Linked DNA regions of Mus musculus: region 1 is linked to region 2. Evidence: chromatin loops called from intact Hi-C (ENCODE). Cell type or tissue: heart. All regions are shown on one strand. Links, peaks and the distances in the headings refer to the core of each region. The heading gives the core; the rest is flanking DNA.

Region 1 (11,275 bases), core at 1,947-9,946, 79 kb before region 2:
ACACACACACACACACACACACACACACACACACACACACACACATGCATGCACATACAGGTGTGTGTGTGTGTGTGTGTGTGTGTGTGTGTGTGTGTGTGTGTGAGTGGGTATCCAGATAAACAATATATGTGAATATACATGATATATCATACATACACTAGTAGAATATCCAACTCTGTATGTATAAAAGCATCTCCCGGGACATCCACATTCTCCCTCTCACGACACAATGGATTTGTGCTTTAGTCAAAGACTGAAGCGACTGTCAATTCCTGAGCAGCAAATGTAGGGAAGAGGGGTGTGAAGCAAATTTCCTTTCCTGAAATCTTAGGGCCATCACAGAAAGAACAATTCTCTGCAGAAGACACGCAGATTTTCCTGTGCCACAAAGCAGGAAATCTACCCAGAAAACACGCTGTTTCCGGGCGAGTTCAGCTCAGAAAATCCCATGAAGTTCACAGAGAGAAAACCTGGCCGTGTAGTCTCCCGACTACAGTGTTTACAGTGCAGGCTGTTTGCTGTCCTCGCCTCCTATCTCCTCCATGGTCTCCCAGTGTGGAGGAGCGAACGGTCAGCGGCTTCCTCCCATTACTACTTCTGAGAGGATTCATCCACAAAGCTTCTCCAAAGATGGCGTTAGTCCTAACCGCTGAAGGGAAAAGCCTTAATTCTTGCTCATTTTAAATTGGGTCTAATATCTTGCTATTCGGCTCTTTTTGTTTGTTTGTTTGTTTGCTTGCTTGGTTTCGGGGTTTTGTTGTTGTTTTTCCTTTTGGAGACAGGATCTTCCTATGCAGGTTTAGGGTGGCTTAGAACTCACAACCCTCTTGCCTCAGCTGCCACTGTTAACCTTTCAACCACAGGGCCTGCCTTATCGTACCCATCTGAAACTATTATGGCTGTGTTTGGTTTGAGACAGAGTTTCATGTAGCCCAAGTTGACCTTAAACTCTCTACACAGTAGTAGGTGGTCTTGAGCTTCTGATCCCCCTGCCAGGTTCAAGGCAGGGATTGGTATATCTGGTTTAGAGGTTTGTGCAGAGCTCAATGACCCTCAGACCTCAAACCCTGGGCCTTGTGAACACTAAGCAAACGTGCTACCAACTGAGCTATCTTAAACATGATGTTTTTAATTTATTATTCTTTATATACCTTTTCAATGATCCTTTAAGGAGTTTATATATATATATATATATAAAACAAAGAAAATTCTAAGCCAGTAGTTTCTCAAGCTTCTAAGGCTGTGACCCTTTAACATAGTCCCTTATGTTGTGGTGACCCCCAACCATAGATTATTTTAATTGCTATTGCATAACTATAACTTTGCTACTGTTATAAATCATAATGTAAATATCTTTGTTTATCCATGGTCTTAGGTGACTCTTGTGAAGAGCTGTTCAACCCCCAAAGGGGTTGTGACCCACAGGCTGAGAAACACTGTAAGCTGTTGACCATGGGTATCCGCCATGAGCAGGTCTTCACTGCACCCAAATAAGTCGACCTTCATATCCACCAAGCTACTGACAACTCCCCCCGCCCCGTGCCATAAGCTCCTGAATTTCTAGATTTGTGTCAGTTTCTACATTAGAGGGTCAGAAATCTACACACAGCCTAGACTCTGCCAACGCCTACACAAAAACAGCTGCCTCGGTCAGCAGTGTGGAAATTAAAACAAAACAAACAGTCTGTTGGGGTTAATTAACTTCATGATGAATTATTTACACATCCGTCCAACATTTCCCAAGTATATGCTCTCTACAGAAATAAAAAGCCACACACATTCAAGGAGCTTAGCCATTTAAAAGAAAACTGAGGCACGATCACAATAAACCATGGGGGATATTCCAAACTACGCTTCTAATATGACCGAAATCGGGGACTGGAAAGAGGGCTCAATGTTAGGAGCCTGTACTGCTCTTCCAGAGGTCCTGAATTTGGTTCACAGAACCCATATTGGGGCTGACAATCTAATGTAACTCCTGCTCCAAAGGACAAGCATTGTTCATACCCACACACAGACATAGACATAATTCAAAAATAAATAAGATCAATATATATATATATATATATATATATATACACACATAAGTTCTAAATCAGGCTGAGTCCTGGCTGTAAGGTCAGATACAGCTGGTGAAATCTGTCTAGCACTTGGCAGATGCTCATGCAAACTATAAGTGCCTTCAACTTATGGGTAAGAACAGGCTTGGGTGGCTTGCCCAAACCACAGTGGTAATTCCACAGCTCCCCCTAGGAGACCATCCTTCTTCATGGAATGATGCCAACAAGACCAGGGCAACAAATCAATCTTCTAGTTTGATTCGTCCAAAGTACAACCAAAATGTAGCCAACATGGTCTCTGAGCAAGGCCATAGGGAAGCTGAGTCATGTCTCTAGCAGTAACAGAGAAGCACTGGGCTTGGTAGGTTTTCAAATGTATGGCTGCGTTTTCTCTATGCCTCTTAGCATTGTTTAATTCCCAACCTTGTTAGTGGAAGACAGAAAGAAGAGTACAAAAATGTGGATAGGCCGCCGCCTTCTCCTCTGAGCTCCATGTATGTTCTAGAGCAAATGAAAAGATGCCTAGAAAGGGCAATAAGCCTGCACTGAGCTGTTTGCACTCAGGGTATCAGGTTACAGAATAAAGTCCAGTCCCAGTGTTTCATGTTACCTGAAAACCAAGCACTAAACCAAGGAAGAGAGGGAAGAGGGCAGGAAGGCAGGAAGAAAACCTGAGAACCAGGCTTGGATGATCCTGTCCCAGCACTCAGAGGCCAGCTGTGGGCTACAGCGCCTACTTTCTGTGCACCCCCCCCCTCAAAAAAAAAAAAAACAGAAAGAAGAGGAGGGTCAGAGAGAGGGCTAAAGAATGGAGGGAGCAGAAGGGAAGGGAGAGGAAAGGGAGAGGTCAGAGAAAGAGAAAGGAGAGGGGAGAAGAGGAGAGGGGAAGGGAAGGAGGCAGTCCAGAGAAAGGGGAGGGGAGGGGAGAGGTGGGGGGGGGGGTAGAGAAGAGAGGAAGGGAGAGAAAGTAAATTTAGGACTTAGCTATAATCAAAGGCACAGGACAGAAAGCAAACCCCTAACCTAGGCTCCTAACAGAAGGCATCAGAGCCCAAGCAGACACCCCCAAAGTCTGAACAATAAATGTTCTCCACTCCAGAAAAAAACAGGAAAAGCAAATGCTCTCTAGACATGAAGCAAAGGCTAAGAGGGCAATTCACTTGTTAATCTCCAATGACAAAATCTAAAAGCAAACGGTACACTTTGGTGAAAGACTCAGGAAGACCTGAGCCATGCAGAGATAAACAGGCTTTGCAAGGGACCGTGAACTTGGAGGGGTGATTTGTGTTTGTTTTTTGGTTATTTACAGTTCTTGGGCTTCTATAAATACAGAGCGGATATCAGTGACTCCATTTAGGGCTGTTTCCCTAAGTAAAAACCTCCCTAGAACCTCTCAGCCTGTTGGCATGTTAGAGTCACTTCAGAAGCCTGGGGATCACGACTGGAGCCATGGGGATTCTTGTGGTATCCATATGATGCCCCGACAGTCTACAGGGATGGGGGAAGGGCAATGAGCACCCCTGCCCGGTCCCACCATGGAGAACAAAGCCACTACTACAATTTTGAGCCAATTTTGAAACAAGCATTAATTAAATACTGGCCAGGATGATGGACTCTGGCCAGGTCTATTCCGGGGTTCCCAGAAAATGGCCACGAGTCACATTTTACAAAGGCTTATAAAAGCAAACCCATAAAGCCAGGTATTTCCCACCACATCCAATCAGGGGCAAGCATATATCCTGACATATGTCCTGCCTCTGTACCTCCCACCTACATGTGATCAGGGACATCTGGTGAGGTTGGGTCAAGCTGCTTTGGGGGGCAAACACTTCTTATATAAATAGCCCTCAGCATTTCAGGGTGTATCTGTCTTAGGGCAAGTGGCTTACAGGTTAGAGGTATTTTTGTTTTATGTATCTCTTAGGCATAGTAAGTACTTAAAATATAACTTTGGGAAAGTGTGTGCCCAGAGACAGGGCTAATCTGGAGAGGATGTTGGTTTGGACACACAGAGAGTCCCATAGCAGGATCCAAAGGTGGGGCTGAAAATACTGCCCAAGTTGGAGTCAGCCCTCGCTGGATCTGAGCCTTACTCCCATTGTCTTCTCAGCAAGTTTCCAATACAAACCGGGCAACAAAAATCTAACCAGGAATGAAGTTGTACATATTTTGAAAGAGCCACGGACATGGAAAACTAGATTTTCTCCTTCCTTTGTTGACATGTGCGCTCCACACCAGGTGTCTTCCTCCCTTGCTGTCCACCTACTTATTTTTTGGAAAGACTCCCCTCCTCCCCTGGTCTCTATTCTGGGCTTATTTGGAGCTGGCCAGGAAGCCCCAGGGAGCCTCTTGTCTCTGCCCACCCCCTACACACCTTATTTTTAAAGTAGGTGCTGGGATTGAACTCACACTTGCACAGCAAGTACTTCTGAGTGACCCATCTTCACAGCCCCCTCTTCTTTCCCTCCTTAACAATAACGAGCCAAGGCAGATGCCTCTGTAATTCCCAGTAAGGTTCAGACTAGTAAAAAGCAGAACTAATTCCCAGCTGTGTGAACAGCCACCAAAGCTTCCTGAGAGCCCTTTCTCGGCTCAGCCTCAGAAGCCGAGCTCTCGGAAAGATTGACTGTCCATCTGAGTAAATCTTGTAAAAAGAAAAAACATTAACTGGCCCATTTTTGAGCCTGGTCAGTAGACACTCCACAGCCTTGTGAAAGCTACGTGACCTCTGATCAGGTCTTTAACACATTTTCCAAATGAAGGGACGTCTCCTGGGTGCCTTTGTTCTCCACCCAGCCCAGGCGGGCAACTGCCCTTGCTGGAATCCCACCCTGGGGTCTTGCTCTGCAGTGAAGAGTCAAGTACACACCAACACAAACACACTCGGGGCAGCAAACCGGCACCCCTAAGACACGGTCTGCCCACATCCGCTACTTAATTGAAGTATTCACACGAAAGCCAAGCAGCCAGAAATAAAACAATGAGGATCACGCTGCCAAAGCAAGCATTGCAAATCCCTAAAATAAAGTGGCCAAAAGAGTAAAAATAAGCAGGGTAGAGAAGGAAAACAGTATGTGGAACCCAGTGTGCAGTCAGCAAGATTGAGCGGAGGGACGCTGTTTTTGTATAAAAAACGGAAAGTGGTAGTTCACGAGGAACGGGTTGAATCCCTTGTGTGCCAGCAATAACATCCGAAATCTGCAGCCACTAGCATCCTCCATGTACAAGCTCTGATGGGCCAGGACAGCTGGGGACCTTGTGGACCATATCCTGGTGGTCAGAAGAAAAGTCCCACTCTTGGAAATCACTATCATGAGCCGGTTCAGGAAAACCAAGCAAGACCATAAACATACTACCATGTAATTAACTTCAGAAGCCAGCATCCCCTTCCTAACCCAAGAGGGTTGCAGCCTCAGACTCCCAGGAGATACCTAAAGAGCCCAGATAGTACTGAGCCCACCTATCCTTTTATTCTATATGTGTGCCCATGATAAAGTGGAATTTACAAACTAGGCAAAGCAAGAGAATACCAATAAGGGGAGAGAGAGAGAGAGAGAGAAAGAGAGAGAGAGAGAGAGAGAGAGAGAGAGAGAGAGAGAGAGAGAGAGAGAGAGAGAGAGAGAGAGAGAGAGAGAGAGAGAGAGAGAAGTAGAACAGCTTCCATAACAAACTGTGATAAAAGCTGTGTGGCTTTGGTCTCTCTATTGAGGGGGAAGGCTTATGTTATTTTTGGATCACAGCTGACTGTGATTTTTGGATGAACAGTGACTGAGACAAGATAGTTAGGAACTACTGTGTCAGTACCAGCCATGAGGTCCTGTCAACTGGGTGAGATGTGTGCCCGTCACAGGGAAGTGCAAAGCCCTGGCTCACTTGCACCTAAGACCTTGTACCTCCAAATGCTCTGGAAAGCTCTTTCCACTTTGATATTGTGGCTTCTCCTGAGGACATGTTGGGTGGTGGGGTGGCCTAGGGTCACCACCCTTCTCCAATTAGTTAGGCCAGGTCTCCTCTATCTCTCCATCTGAACTTCCTCGCTGCCCCACAAAGCCTTCTAGCTGGGAAATCTACTTCCTATCACTCTCCACACACATAAGAGTCCAGCCCCATGATTCAACACTCACCACAGGAGGGGCATTAGAATAAGGGAACAAGGCTCCAGGCAATGTTGAGTCCTGACTCTGAAGATTTTACCACCAGAGACTTCGAGGAGCAAACAGGCAGAAATAGCAAGCAAATTCCTAAAAGCCTGGAGAGAGTCCAGCTCTCAGGCACATATCTCTGAGATCCACCAAGAAGTAGGTCTCTCACTGATAAGCTCTCAAAGCTTTATCTATCACAACCATTTTCTGTCCCATAGTTTCTTTTTTCCCTTAGCACACAGATAGCTATTTAGTTGTGTATGGTGTTTGCGTATTTAACTTCATAAGTTCTACGGCAGTGAGGCCCTGAGACACACAGCTAGAGCTCTGTGAATGTTGCTGAATGAATGCAATGTCAAACACGGTTGGAGAGCAGGTTCTTGGGCCACCCAGTGTAAGTAACTTCAAGCCCTGTCCCTACCACTTGGCTCAGAAGACTTGGAAAGGACAGATCTGCCTATGCCTCTGTTTCTTTACCTGTAACATGAAGACAAGAATAGGAGCTGCTCCAGAATTCTTGAAAGGGTTGGACAGGGACATTCAGAGTAAGCCCTCAGAGTGGTGCCCACAGGGAGCAAAGGGCTCTAGGGAGGATAGAGACAAACACGTTGCCCTGTCTTATTCCATTAGATAGTAAGAAATAAGGTCTGAGTTACAAGTAGCTTAAGATTAAACTGGCAAGCATATTTCATATGAGATACCAGCAAACTAATTATACTTTTTAAAATTAACTATGCATATATATATATATATATATATATATATATATATATATACATATGGGTATATGTGTTTTATTTGAGGAGAGGGTGTTTGAGACAACGTCTTATTATTTAGTCTAAGCTGGCTTTGAACTTATGGATTTCCTGCCTTAGCTTTCAAAGTGCTGGGATCACAGGTACATGCTGTGGTGGCTGGCCAAACTAATTATGCTTCTCTATAATGAGTGGGGGGAAAAAAAATCTTAAAAATCATTTTGATGGCTTCTCTGTCCACTAAATCGCACAACAGTTTTCTGTCCCGCCATCCATTGCTCAGTCTACCTATCCCTCGGCTGGCTCCTCATGCTGCTAGCCATGTGCCAGACTGGCTCGCAGCAGATACTTCTGGGGAGTGAAATGATTCAAAGGGAACAGATAGCAACAGCCCGAGCTCAACTGGCTACAGCTGACCCTGGGAGGTCATGGCTCCCAAGAGGACAATCTCAGCGTGGAAAGGTGTACACAGCTCAGTGGGGTGCGAACAGGTGCACACAGGGGCACACAGGGGCACAGGTTGCTGTAGGAGTGAGCTTTCTCCAGATGCAGAGGAGCCTGGGATTGCCTGGTAGGTGCAGCATAACTTGGGGCAGCTGCTCAGTGGGTGAGGAGAGGCGAGGAGACCGGATTCTCTGAACGCAAGGAGGAGTGTGAGGAGGCTCCAGCAGTTCTGTGGGGGATGGGGGGGGGGAGCAATGTGAACGGTGCCAGGGAGGAGAGCACATACATCAGGCCTTTCCCCATCAAAGATAAAATTATTCCCCCTCTTAAGAGATCAATGAATTTGGAACAGAAGGTGTCAGCACCACTTTAAATGGTTCCAAGACAGGGACATGAACCTTTTCCTTTGATGTGGAGAGAATTTCAGGTTAACTAGCGACTCAAGAAACTCAAGTAATGGCTCATGTCAAACACGAGAAACAGTGACGCTAGCAACAGCATCTTGAAGTGGAAATCACAGGAGCCTCAGAATTGATCCCACATGGGATCAATCCCATCAGTAAGAAGAATCTCTAACAAGCAAAACGTCAAGAAGTGACCACTGCGCCCATTTCAATCTGCTCCTTAAAAAGACGAAGGGGGGAAAAATTATTGCCACCAAACCCCTCAAAGATATTACCAGTGGTACTCCCATGCAGATAGAAAAGATTTAAAACTACTATAACATACTTAAGTGTAATATCCTTCAGAAAAGAAAAATTTTATGTAAGACTATTTGAAAATCTATAGCAATTTCCTGTGTACATAAAAGTAAAAAAATGTATCATTAATGACATAGTATAAAAATGTTCAGCATTAGCCAGGCAGTGGGGGCACACACCTTTAATCCCAGCACTCAGGAGGCAAAGGCAGATGGATCTCTAAGTTCAAGGCCAGATTGGTCTACAGAAAGTTCCACAACATCCAAGGCTACACAAAGAAACCCTATCTTGGGGGGAGGGGGAAAGGCTCAGCACCATAAAAATTAAAATTAAAATTTCATATATATGTTCTTAGAAAACAAATCATCTTAGGAATTTTTTTAGATAGCATACAAAATAATGAATTTCATTAGGGCATTTTCATATATACACTGTTTGGTGAAATTCAAAAATCATCTTGGTAACCATTTGGATGAAATAAGACTTTAAAATTTCAAGTGAAGTTTAAGAAGGAGGGAGATAGGCAATAAAATAGCCTTGTCTGGTTTGTAAAAACTGAAGAGTTACTTGATAAATATTGACAGTGTGCTTACCACATGCCAGAAATAGTTCTACACAGAAGGCAAGCACAGCTGACGTCATCCACACCCCAGCCTTCCAGAACTGACATTCTAGGGAGGCCAGACAAACCAACCCCGCAGGTAGAACCAAGGACAGAGAGCCAGAAGCCCCACAAGCACAGGGAGGGCTGGGATTTTCAAACCCAGTGACCAGGGAGGAGCTCACACGATCAAGAGCTACAAAGATTAGCAGACGTGTCCCAGGACACCTAGGAGCCAGATGCTTTCCTCCAGTGAAGGGTCAGTGAGTGCCCTAGCGTGGGGACAGGGTGGCAGATTGAAGGGTCACTGGGGAAGACCGTGTGGGTTCTGGCTGAGAGAACCCATGTAAGACAATAAGAACATGGCACTCACGAGGTGTCCAGTGACCTGGGGATTCCAACAGCTGCAAATATCCAGCACCCACTATCCCTTGGAGTGTTTAACCAGGATCTAACTCGTTTTTTAAAGGACTCTCATTAGAAGTGTATTCAGCCTGCAGAAACCAGGACAAGGAAAGAGTGCAGTTAAACTGAAGTGCTAGACGGACAGAGGAACGGACAGACGTAACACACAGTGGTCAGGCTCAGCTCGTGCCTTCTGTTGTGCTTTGACTGTGAAATGCCTCCCATAGCCTCATGTGTTTGAACACGCCGACCCCAGGCTGGTGTCACTGTTTGGGAAGGCTGTGAGACTTACAGCGGGTGGACCTTTGCTGGAGGGAGTGGGTCATTGAAGACAGATGTTGAGGTTTTATAGCCTGATTCTACCTTCCTAAAGGCAGATGCACATGACCAGCTGCCTCCTGCTCCTTACACCACGCCTTCCCTGTCATGGTGGGACGGAGTCCCTTCTAACTGTAAGCCAAAATAAGCCCTTCCTTCCTTCCTTAAGTTGCTTCTTGTCAAATGTTGTCATAGCAACATTAACAACAAGAAAAGTGAGCAACTGAAAGCCTAGCTGGCAAGATTTGCTGACATAGCTCTGAGAAAAAAAGAGTAGCCAGCTGTGAGTTCTGCAGGAAAGCAGGGAGTGACCACCCTCAGGAGTCAACCTGGGCAGGCACCTGGAGCAGGTCAAGGTCATTGGAGAGTTGTTTAGACGTCCACTACATACACAGGTAAAGATATGAAGCAGAGAAGCATGCAAGGTGAGAACTTGGGAGACAACATTTGGAGGGCTGTGGGGACCTAAGTGGCACAGTTAAGATCTCTCTCTAGAGAAACCACCAAGGAACTTGGTGGAAGCATGAGAAGAGAGTGGAGCACTAGGCCCTGAGTCACACAGGGGCAGGGCAGTGCAGAAGACGAAGAAACGGTCTGTGGGAGAAGGGAAGCCTCGTCTAATGGGACAAGTGTTTAACTGAAGAAGTTTCTGTTTTGCAAGATGCAGAGTCCTGGACACTGCCTACACAACAATGCGATGCACTTCATACTCCTGGACCTTGCAAACATTTACACTAAAAATTTATTTGTTTCTTAGAGAACTGTCTATGTAGTTCTGGCTGTCCCAGACCTCACTTTGTAGACCAGGCTGGCCTCAAACTCAGAGATCTACCTACCTCTGCCTCCTGATTAGGTCACCATGCCCGACTCTACAGTAAACTTGAAAGTGCAGCCTATAGCTATTCTACCACAACCAAAAACTTTTAGAAGAGAAGTCACAGTGGGTTTAGGTAAACCAAAATAAAATGGAGCAAAAGGGGCTTTGGATAGGGAGGAAATGCGTCAGCATGTTTGCATGCTGACAGGAATAGCCTTAGGGAAGGGAAACACACTTTAGAAGAGAAGGAACAGAGCTGAAGAGCTGACAGGCCTAAGTTCTAAAGCAGGTAGCTGGTGGTGTGCCCTCCCCAGGTCCACTGATGGTCCTCCTTCAGCATGAGAGGCTAGCTAGTGGATACAGACACAGATGTGGATAACCGAGCTTGTGACTGGTGAGGACAGAGAGATGTTCCTTCTGAGGTCCGCCGACCCAGTTAGCTGGGAGTGTAGGAGATAGAGAAGCTCCCAAAACTAGAAGGGGAGTAGTGAAGTAAGAAGCAGTCAACAGAGAGTGTTTGGGCAGAGATCACAGCAGTACAATGCAACATGGGTTATCACATGAGTTTACGGATTAAACATGAAACCGTGCTGATGGCCCAGCCCCCTGAACAAACTGTTATACAATTAATTCACTGCAGTCTTTCGGTCGGACACATTCAACCTCAGGACTTTTGCTCACCAGCAAGCTCATCCTGGGATCTGGGAGTGCAACACAGTCATATGACACTTGCCTTTACTGAGCATGTGTAAAGAAAGCCCTGGGTCTAACCCCCAACCATGATGGGGGATGGGGAGATAAAAGTAGGGGAAAAAAAAAAACCCTCCCTCTGGAGATCATGGAAGGTTGCTACTCAGTAGTAGGTCATGAGTACTGAGGGGAAACCTGTAAGTGCCTTCCCACTCCAGCAAAAACCACTGCAACATTCCCACAATCACACAGTCATTTACTGAGATGTCATTTATGAGACACATATGCCATGTTAGTATATACGGACATGAGTGAGACTTAATTTATAACCTATAGTAA
Region 2 (11,275 bases), core at 1,034-9,033:
ATCCTCTCTCTTCTTTTAATGACAGGTTCTCCCTCCCCATCCTGGATTCATCTTTCCCACCAGAAAATGCTTCGTGGTCATGTCTACCCACATCCAACCCTGCAAGCCCTGTCAGGCACCCTCCCTCCACTGCAGGAGGCCTCTGAAGGCTGCACACAGTGCCGGTGCTGTCTGGACATCGATTGTCCCGTGGGGCTCCTCCGGTGGCTTCCTGAACCCTTTACACTTGGCTTTTCATGTCTTACACTTTGCAGCTTCACTTCCTGGGGCATGCCGGGGGTAGGGATGGCACAACGGTAGAGCACTTGCCTCGCATGTTCAAGCCCTGAACCTTTCCACCAAGTCTCATACAGGCTCCCAGTTCTCCACCACCTTGTGATTAACCCAAACCATCTTTTCTCTTTTCTTTTTTTTTTTTAATTTTCTTTTTTTTAGATTTATTTATTATTGTATGTAAGTACACTGTAGCTGTCTTCAGACACCAGAAGAGGGTGACAGATCTTATTACAGATGGTTGTGAGCCACTATGTGGTTGCTGGGATTTGAACTCAGGACCTTCAGAAGAGCAGTCAGTGCTCTTAACCACTGAGCAATCTCTCCAAACCCTCTTTTCACTTTCAGTTTTGAGACAAGCTCTTACTAAGATGCTGGACTGGCTCTGAGCTCACTTTGTAGTTCAAGAAGGCCTTGAAACTGTGATCCACTTCTCTCAGTCCCAAGAGGCTGGGATCACAGGCCAGTTCTATCGGGTCCAGTCTCAGTGAGTAGTTATGCCACATGGTTAGACAAGCTCTCCATTCCCCATTTAGTCTTGGTAAGACACTCAGAATGACAGACTCCACCACTCGGTCACAACACCGACCTTTTGGTCACAACACCGACCTTTTTTTTTTTTTTTTTTTCAGGCACGGTCTAATGTACAAACGGATATCCCTAATCTCCTAGCCTTCCTGTAACCCTCAGGTACAGGCCCTTGCCAACAGGCCTGGCTAAACTATTAATTTCCAAAGTCCTGTACATGGATTTTTTTATTATTATTTATTTTCTAGAGCCTCACACAGGAGGCCACTCTCAGATTTCTTTCCTTTTGAATCCAGTCATATAAACACCCACTTTGAACTCCTCCATCTGAACTGGTGCTATGTGATAAATCAACGCTAGCGGGGACGGGGGTGCTTCACTGACATGCCTTTGTCTATTTCTTCTCATCAGACCCAGTGTTGTGTTTCTGTCTACACTTATGATGGTCATCACGTACTCTTGTTATGAGCAACCTCAAGTCCATGAGAATCAGTGCCTGTGTTTGGAAAACAAAGGTATTGCATGTATCCAAAAAACCCCTCTTACTCATCTTGCAAGATAAACTGTTTTATTTTGTTTTGTTTTCTTTTGCTTTGTTTATCTCCCATCCCTTCCTCAAACCAGAGTGGGACCTCACAGAACAGGTGAAGGGATGAAGGTCTATGGAATGAACCTTCAAGAAGCCTCCCAAATTCTACTCTCTCCACGGTTGCCCTCTGCCCAACAGGCTTCGGTCAGGACACAAACACTAGAGAGAAGCCTTGAGGACTCAGATCACTGGTCTGTGTCTCAGCAGGGGTATGACTTTAAGCATGTAACCTGGCTTCTCTCTACGGGGAGATGATGTTCCAACTGTGCTCCTGACACAGACTTCACAGTTAGCCAAGTAAGTACCATGCCCACATCAGTTCTAATCCAGTCTAGGATAGTAACGCCTCTGCCACTGTCCCCAGCTACTTCCCAGTAAGCTTACTTACTACAGGACTGCCTGTCTTGGCACAAAGCATGCTGTTTTGATTGAATTTCAGGGAAATAACAGCCTAAAAGTGAAATTAAGAAGGTCTTTGTTTTGGTTTTGGTTTCTTGTACTACTGAGCAGTTCAGGGCCTCTCATCTCTTACTTTACATCTCTGTTCAGTTGGGCTGTGTGGCCCAAGTATGTGGTGCTGTCTGTAGAAATAGCTGCTGGAAAGGCTAAATTTTACAAGACACAATGAAACACATAACTTAACAGAGAGAAAAGGCTCCCCACTACCCAAGTAAACTTATGAAAGGGTCTTGAGGATCGTCATAGTCCATCCTTAGATGTTTGAGCCCAGGAGAAGCCACTATCTGTATGGGATTTATTATTACCAAAGGTTCAACATCTCCCTCAACTCCCTTATGTGTAGGAAATGTCAACACCCCCCACGGAATGTCTTTATTTTGCTTTGTTGCTTTCACAAGTAAAGAATAATGCTCAATTTAATACACTCTTTGGGGGATGTGGGGGTGTATAGGCATGAAGAATGAGTCAGGGCCGCCTTAACCTGTAACGGAGGCTGGCCTGGAATTTACTACTAAGTCCAGACTGGCCTCCAACTACTGGGCTCACAGGCAAAGTCCCCGTGTCCAACCTAAGCATTTCTGGAGAAGAGAGGAATACTCACTCACATGTGTGACTCAGGTCAAGGCAAGCAATCCTTAACACATGTGAATGTTGAAACTTTTACATAAAACAACAGACTCTTCAGCTACTGTTTTTGTTTTTGCTTTTGTTTTCTTTATGGTATTGCCTTAAGTGCCCACAAACGTAGCTGACATTCTTTTGCCGCTGCTGCTCCAAAATAGTAACTGTTTTAGGGTGGAGAATTAGCATGAAGCCTCTTACTTTTGACTACTTAAGGATTTTAGGAGCATTAAAATATATGTAACACTCCTAATGCCTGGACACCTGCACACCCCACCGCACACAGAGAGAACAGGAAGGAAGGACCCTTTCCACACAGTGTCAACTCACAGAGGCGGTAACTGAAAGATGAACACCTCCCTCCACTACTTTTAAAGCAATGGTATTCTCAAAGACATGCCAGCACAGCACACATGCCAACTCTACCCAACCTTGGGAGGAATCATGAGTAATACTGAAGTGTTGGAATAACTCTAAGCCTGCTACTGAATAGCGCGAACACGTTAGCATGGGGCATTCTGATTCTCCATTCTGCAGTACACAGCCATTCTAACTATGGCAGATGGGAAGGAAAACATGGGGTGACTTTTTAAGGTTAATGATTCAGGCGACTCTTAGAATAACTTCTACTTGAGAAGCTGTAACTATGAGGTCCTATCAAGAGCCTCTCCAGCTGTTGAAAACTGAGTTCTGGAATTTCCCCTCTGCTTACCCATTCCTGACAATCCTTAAACCCAAATATCACCGTTTAATGACTCCAGAGGAGTGCTTCTAGCCTCCAATGGACTCAGAACTCCATCTAAATTTTCAATTGGTCTCCTGATTAAATGTTTATGGAATTAACCAGAAACCTAGCCTCCGAAAGCCACAGCTGGCTCCCCTGCCCCGCCCCCTAGTCTTCCTTTATAAGTAGCTGAAGGACCCCATCTGAAAGCCAAGCCATTCAGAAGCCTAAGAGACCTGATGCAAGTCGGAAGAGACAACGACAGTCGTGAGGTCTAGGCAATGGCACAAAAGTGGGGCACCCACTGCCCTGGGAAACGCTAGGCGCTCGCTGGGGTACAAATCGTCCCGCAAAGAACAGAACAGGATATGGTCGGAAACTTAAGTCAGATCTGCACGGATTCCCAAGGCCCCAACCCTCTTCCACCACCCTCCTTCCTGTTTATGGGTCCACTCCCACAACTCCGACTACTAAAGGGAAAGCAGACATCTCCAAAATATGTCAACACATGACACAACTTGAAGAAGCAGGCTGCTCTGTGGCGCGGGTTACAACTTGCCGGGCTCACACTGGCAAACAGGCTCACTTTAATTACTTTTCATTTACTATGCCACGCTTCCCCTCCAGGGCCCCCGCAAAGACCGGGGTTAGTGAGAACCGGGGAGCCCCGGTGGAGGGAACCAAAATGTGTGGGCGGAGAGCCAGACACCAGCCTCTGCTCGCACAGGCGCAGAACCAAGGTTGGCACCGCCTCTCTGGCTGCAGCAAGCCACGGTCGCGCGGCGCGGAGGCCGGGGCCCCGACACTACGCGGAGAGGACAGGGCTAGCCGACGGCCGGCCACCTTTGTCTGGCCTTCCCCACCCACCAGGACGCAGAATGCTTCCATGTAGAGGTCCACGACTTGGTTCGTGTTCTGGACTTGCTCGCGGTCGCCCGAGATGCCCCCACTTCCCGCGCGCCAGGAACAGCTCCTAGGCGCATCCCTGCGCTCCTGCACCACGGTCGCAGGTCGCCGGGGCCAGGAGGACCACCGTGCCCGCTACAACCACCGTGCTCGTTGCAGAACCCGCTCCTGCCGAGCCAATCTAGTAACACATTCGGGCCCGGCGGGAAGGAGCGACAGCCCGGCTCGCACACGCGTGGCCAGCCCCGGCCTTGTCTCACCTGCCCGAACCGTGTCCGAGAGGTCATGTCCCGGGGCCGTAGTCCTGGGAAACTCCTTCAGCTTCCTGGCGCTCAGGTTCAAGCCCCCAGAGTTGGCCGCCTCCTCCAGCGCGCGCTCCAAACCACGGTTCAAGGGCAGGTTGAAGCCGGTGCCGCCGGTGCCTCCGTGGTGCTGGTGGTGTTGGTGGTGTTGGTGGTGCTGGTGGAGATGCGGGTGCAGGGCGGTTACCGAGAGAGCGGGCGCGAAAGCTTGGGGTTCGCTTCCCGGCGTCGCCATCTTCTCCCGGTCCCCCGCCCCGCCGCTCCTGCGCGGGGTCACAGGTTTCCCCGGCGGTCCCGAGTCCCCGCAGCGCTCCCTCGAAAGCCGCGGGACTGCGGGAGGGGCGGCAAGCGGCGCAGAGGTGGAGGCAGCAGTTCGATCGCCAAGGTTTCCAGCCGGGGGAGCCAAGGGCTGCGGCGGCGGCAGCGACGGCAGCGGTGGCGCGCCTGTGTCTGCTCGTGCTCGCGCCCCCGCCCGCCGCTCCTCCTCCGCAGCTTGTTGGCGCTCCACCCCCGAAGCTGGCTGGAACTGGATGCACATTCTGGGTGACTTTCTCTCCAGCCCGACCCCTTGTAGTTTACACATCTGCGGGCCAGGGTATTTTGTCGGTTTCGTTTTTGTCTTCTGGGATTTTTTTTAAGCCGTTTATGAAAACCCAGGCGAGGCGGGAGACAAGATTTGGAATACAAGGTCACAGGGAGGAGAGTGGTTCTGGTTGATTGATCCAGAGTTGCCCCCAAAAGCAGTTTTTCCACTGTGGGTTTACCCTCACGGACGCCCCCTGGCATTTAGGTGCTTACCATACAAAATCTCTCACTAAATCCAGGAAATCTGTGAGTGGAAAAATTGCTTCCTTCAGCGAGAGGAAGTTAAAGCGAGCCGCGATCACCCCTGCAGAATTCGAACACGCAGCCCACAGTCACCAAAATTTTGCACCTTCACTACAGACCACAGGAACAAGAAAGACTTCAGGGCAAATAGACAAATCTATAGAGGAAGGGCTTTGAGAAAGGGTAATTTTTATGATAAAATACCCAAATTATTACTCCAAGCGTTAGAACGCCAAAGACCTAGTGATCACAAAGGTCATATCTTAAACCTAAGCCTAGGTACTATGAAATGTTCCGGGTGCGCCACCTTCTTATTCATGTGAGGCATGGGAACTGAACTGTCTGATTGCAAACAAATCTTCTGCCATGGGTTGACCTACAGTGGGCGCCTGAGCCAGGCCTTGCACCCCATGGAAGAGCCAGAGGACCTGTGTCACCTAAAGCCACCCAGCTGGAAGACTGATAAAGCCTCCATTCCCTTCCCACACCTTAACAGCCTGGGACCCAAAGCTTGATAGTCTCTATGGAGTGACTCGGCTTGGAGAAATGAGGCTGGAGTGAAGTATGGACATGATACAACTTTATCATACATACTACAGTAATGCAGATCTGTGATAGTCTAGGCAGCCGCGTGGACCTAATGACTTCTTGGGCTCAGCACTAAGTATGACATGATCTATGTCACTTGCATGGACTTCGCTACAGGGCTACCCCTTAATTCCTGAGATTCCAGGCTGAGAGCAAATCCTACTTATTCCGGAAGAAACAGGCGCCACCTAGTGGTGTGCCGCCCTCACCCCCCACCACCTTCCTCCTCTCTGGCTCCACTTCCTTCAAGTCTCTATGATTTCATAAACTGTGCCTTAAGCTTAGTTTTGTTTTCACCCTGTTCTGTAGGCGGTCTCTTCGATCTGTTGCTTCCTTTGTGGTGTAGAAGCATTTTCATTTCATTCAATCTTGCTTGACAGTTTTTGTAATCATTTCCTGTGAGCTTAGGGCTCTTTTCAGAGAATCCTTCCCAATTCCTGCATCATGGAGGGTTTTTTCCTGTTTTCCTTTGACCATTTAAGGTTTTTGAGTGTTATATTAAGTGCTTTGATCCATTTTGAATTGATCTTTGGGCAGGGCAAGATACAGAGATCCAGTTTAATTCTTCCACATGCAGAATCTAGCTTTCCCAGCGCGATGTGCCAGAGACCTTCTTTTCTCTGGTGTGTGCTTTGGGTACCTAGTGAGGTAGCCTTAGGTGCAGCTGCACTGATTCATTCCTGAATCTTCTGCTCCTTTGAGTTACGTGGTTTTGTGGCAACACCATGCTGTGTTTCTTCCTGCAGTTCTGTGATACTTAGAATCTTCTATTGCCATTCCTCCAGCCATTACCTTTTTTGTTCAGTATTGTTTTGACTACCCAGCATCATTTGAAATTTAGGTTGTCAATATCTAGGATGTTAAAAGAATGACAGAAAAATATTAAACACCCAAGAAATCTATCCAGTCAACAAATGGGCAGATGAAATGAACAGACACTTCTCAAAAGATAAAGTACAAATAATTTAAAAAAAAAAAAGATGCAAAATATGTTCAGAGTCCTTAACCAGGGGGAGCTGTAATCAAAACTGCAATGAGAATACATCTTACCACCAGATAAAATGGCTAGCACTAAAACAAACAGCATCGGATACTGATGAGAATGAAGGAGAGGAGGGGAAGGAAGACTTAGGTCCCTTTAGCAATAACATCAACTAGTATAGCCACTGTGGAAATCAACATGAAGGGTCTTCCAAAACTAAAATAAAGGTAGAACCACATTCTGATATTATATTATATACTGTGGTGGAATATTGAAAGATAAAGACAGAATGCCAGGTGCAGAAAATAAAAAGAAAATTAAAATAAAAAAAACAGAACATCTGTATAAAGAGTTCTGATCCAGCTGCAGCATTCTAGAGAATACACCCAGAGGAGCCTAAGCCAATACACTACAAATACACACACATCTGTGGCTCTATGGACAAGTTATAGAATCAGCCTGGGCATCTGAATAAAGAATAGGCAGTATTATATACACAGCGGAGTTTTGTTCAGTCATAAGGAAGAACAAAATTGTGTCATTTGCGAGGAAATGGATAGATCCAGAGTTCAGCATACTGTGCAATATATGCCAGACTCAGGAAGACAAATACTCTAACACAGAGAGTTGATGACCGAGAAAGGGGCCTATCTGGGAAGAGAAGGGGGACTTGTTTGATGGGACACCAGAGAAGATAATGGGAGGAGATATGAGAAAAGAACATAGCTAACTTTAACAAAAATGTCATTATGAAAATCTACAATCTTACACAATGAACATGCACTGCCCTGCTTTGCTTTCTAATGCTGTGATCAACGCCACGGCAAAAAGTAATTTAGAGAAAAAAAAAGGTTTACGCTTAGAGCTTAGCCATCCTGAGGAGAGGTCAGAGCAGTGGCAGGAGCTGAAGCAGTCGTTGGAGGAATGCTTCTTACTGGCTGGCTCCTCACAACTTGTTCCTCCTCCTCTTTTATACAACCCAAGACCACCTGCCCACACAAGGAACTGACTACAGTAGGCTGGGCCCCCCCCCCACATCAATCATCAATCAAGAAAATGCACCCACAGACTTACCTACAGGCCAACCTGATGGAGGCATTTTCTCAATTGAGGTTCCCTCCTCCTAGATGACCTTCTAGCTTGTGTGAAGTTGCCCCCCCCCAAAAAAAGCAAGCCAGCAAGCCTATACACTAATAAAAGGGTCTAACGTGACTTTGAAGTTACTTAAGTGAAAACATATTTACATCATATAAAAATTGATCTTTCTTTTTTCCCCTGTCCTCAGTGACCTTTTGCTTAAAATCTAGCAGGGAGATGAAGACTATTGCCCCCATCCCCAATGGACTACAAACCTAGGTCAGAACAAGAGGTAGACTGAATACACCCACCACAACAGGCATAAATAACTTCTTTTAAATAAAAATAGATTTAAATTTAAAAATCCTTTCTTAGAGGAGCAAAGACAATGAGTGTATACTTTGGATAAATATCCAAGTCCCCCCTACCGCCCCCCAGTGTCCTGTCCTGTCCTGGTCCTTGTAGTCTCTTGTATCTTGTGCAGATTTCCAACCTGCAAACTCTGTAACCAAATCCTCTTAGCCTCTCTCTCCTTCCCAGTATCTCAAAACCTACAGTATTCTGCATGTAAAGGCTGCACAATGTCTCATAGCAAGTTGCTATTTGCTGGGATAGCTCTAAAGTTTTAAATGATTTTTTTCTGCACAAAAGGAGGCGCTTTTTCTTCAAACTGAGAGGAATCCTTGCCTCTTGACACTAATCCTGAATATTTCTAAAAAAAAAAAAAAAAAAAAAAAAAAAAAAAAAAAAAAAAATCAAGATATGCCATGTGTCCTTTTGGATGGCTCTCATGCCGCTTCATTGTTTCTTCAAAAGCATGGACATGTCTCTTTTGTTAGATGCCCTGTTTATTTCATTTCTCCTAAAATTGGAGTCCTCTCCTTGTCATTGAGCATATAAGGTCTGTTAGGAGGGACTGTGTTGTGTCGTGCGGCTATTGCTGTTTCATTGGGAAATGAACTCACAACCATGCGGATCACCCAGAGGATCCTGACTGAGTTCCCTCCCAGGGTCTGGTGTCTCAGGTTCTCATCTCTGGTTTCTTTGAACTGTCTAGTAAACAGTGAGCTCTCCTGGGCTCCAAAGTTGGCACTCCCAACCCTGTAGCCTCATTATTTAACTATCCAAGAACTAAAAACACTCAGAAAAAAAAAAGTCAACCAAACATATACAGATTGTTTTTGCCCTTGTCATCCTTCCTGAAACAATATTATATTGGGAACTATTACACATGAATCAGATATTACAGGGAATCTAGAGAGAATTTAAGGTGAGTGGCAGGCTACAGGACTTCAGCATCTTCTGGACTCAGTGTCTGCAGGGAGGTCATACATCTAACCCCCCATGGAACCACTCTATTTGTAACATATTGTCTACTGAAACTCACCAAGAATTCTCTTTGAGTAGAAACCCAAAATCCAGTCCGTGTTCTATGGTCCCCTCTGCTCAAAGCTAACTGGACAAGAAGAAGCTGACACCATGCCCAGCCATCCACAGCCAATGAGGTCTCCCATCAATCTCTGGGTGAAAAATCAATCAAAAACACGTGGAGACCATGATCAAATCAGAACAGGCATTTGACCCCAAGATCAGCAGAGTTCAGCCTTATTTACATTTATTTATGTCAGTGTCCTCTAACCTCTCTGCGTTGGTTTCCTCATTCAAAAGAAAGAGGAGGAGGAGGACGAGGATGAGGAGGAGGAGGAGGAGGAGGACGAGGACGAGGAGGACGAGGAGGAGGAAGAGAAAGAAGAGGAAGAAGAGGAAGAGGAAGGAGGAGAAAAAGAAAAGAAAGAAAAAAAAAAGAAGCCAGAATATTCCCTAATGAACACCACCCTTTTCTGGTCACTCCCATACATGTTCTCAGTACCAAAGTATTCTCTTTGTAATATATCTGTAAATATTTGTCTTAAATACCTGTAAGTGATCAGGGCATGTGTGCTCACTAGCTTTCAAGGGCAGGGATTGGGCCTTTTGTTCTCATCCGTGTCTGGATGAGTCAATAAATCATGTTGCCTGACTGAGATCTTTCAGTTTTGCAAAGCAGCTAAAACCATCAACACGGATTTCTCTGAAGATTATAAATATAACTATCTTGACATGTTTCAGACATTTGGCTCGTGTTCCAGACCACTAGTCTGTGAGTCAGTTAGTGACAAAATGGCCCCAATAACTTGGAGAAAGTTAGGATGTTCGATGAATTATTTTTTTATAAAATTGAATGTATTGAATTTAAAGAATTTTGAACAGTCTTGAGACTGTGCTTTTCCTACTTTTTTCTGGCAGAAAAAGAGAAACACTGATAATTATAATATTGATATTTCTTTTTGAAAAAAAATAAGTAGACTGCCAAAATGAGCTCACAGCTCTCCTCATGTTACTTGCTTATCAAAAAGGCCAAACACTACTCTTGGATGTTGTCTCACCCTATATATCTCAGGCTTGCTTTAATCAACTCCTGAGCCTCTTGTCTTTACCCCCTAAGTGTTGGGATTATGAGTGTGCACTACCACATCCCGCAGATGAGGTGTCTGAGATTGAGCCCAGGGCTTTGTGCTTTCTGGGCAAGCTCTCTCTGCTCCAACTGAGCTAGATCCCGGCTTCTTGGTCCTCCTAAGAGGAAGTCCTCTTCTCCAGCTGTGCCCACAACTACAACCTGGTACAAGGCTCACATATGCTGCTTCCTCCGCATCTTGGCTTCTACTACTCTTCTCCTTTCCTGGCTTTCTCATTCAGGAAAATGACTTTAAGCCTGAGAAGATGCTATCTGCCTTGGGATTTTAAATCTCTCAAGGCTGACTGTCACCCACACTCGACCCTTTTTACTCTCACAGTGGAAACCTTAGCACTCCCGGAGGCATGCTAACTCCTCTGTCTAGCCCTGCTCTGCCCCATCTCCTTACTATCTTTCCAGACTGGACCAGAAAGACTTTATCTATGTCCCCTTTTCCATAGCAGCATCCACTAAAGAAGGAAACTACAGCCAGGCATGACAGCACTTGCTATAATCCCAGCACTCAAGAGGCAGAGACAGGTGGATCTCTGTGAGTTTGAGGCCACCCTGGTCTTCAGAGGGAATTTCGGGGCAGGGCAGCCAGAACTACATAGTGATAGCCTGTCTCCAGAGAGAGGGGGGAGGAGGAGGAGGAAGAAGAGGAGGAGGAGGAAGAGGAGGAAGAGGAGGAAGAGGAGGAAGAAGAGGAGGAGGAAGAAGAGAAGGAGGAGGAAGAGGAGGAAGAGGAAGAGGAGGAGGAGGAGAAGGAAGAGGGGGAGGAGGAGGGCAGAACAGAAAAAGAAAAAACAAACAAAAAAACAGAAGAAACTACAGAATTTAGGCTATTGACACAGATTTTCAATGAAGCCATCTCCTGGAACCACTCTCATAGTGACCATGGATA

What was found. Hi-C counts contacts between places; a loop is a spot of excess contacts. Peaks named below come from ENCODE experiments on the same cell type or tissue, not always from the same donor. Only the 100,000 strongest peaks of a DNase experiment are listed, where the experiment ranks them.
Region 1: it touches region 2 in a loop (6-fold over the local background); 11 of 42 quality-filtered maps call a loop at or near these places.

Annotation. Positions count from the first base shown.
Region 1 is chr14:74,862,641-74,873,915 of GRCm38, forward strand. All of the region lies in intron 1 of Lrch1 (leucine-rich repeats and calponin homology (CH) domain containing 1), which reads right to left. Among named protein-coding and RNA genes, the nearest start is that of Gm52135, 50 kb to the left of the region's middle. In heart, for the core only: no CTCF peak of the experiment used is centred there; DNase peaks (open chromatin) are centred at 5,121 and 8,881; H3K27ac peaks cover 4,634 bases.
Region 2 is chr14:74,943,024-74,954,298 of GRCm38, forward strand. Lrch1 (leucine-rich repeats and calponin homology (CH) domain containing 1) reads right to left here and starts at 4,854. Exons shown (of 19, transcript NM_001252132.1): 1 at 4,361-4,854. The coding sequence starts at 4,637. In heart, for the core only: CTCF peaks have their summits at 4,897 and 6,016 (motif pointing left); DNase peaks (open chromatin) are centred at 3,908, 4,878, 5,618 and 5,958; H3K4me3 peaks cover 3,219 bases; H3K27ac peaks cover 2,559 bases.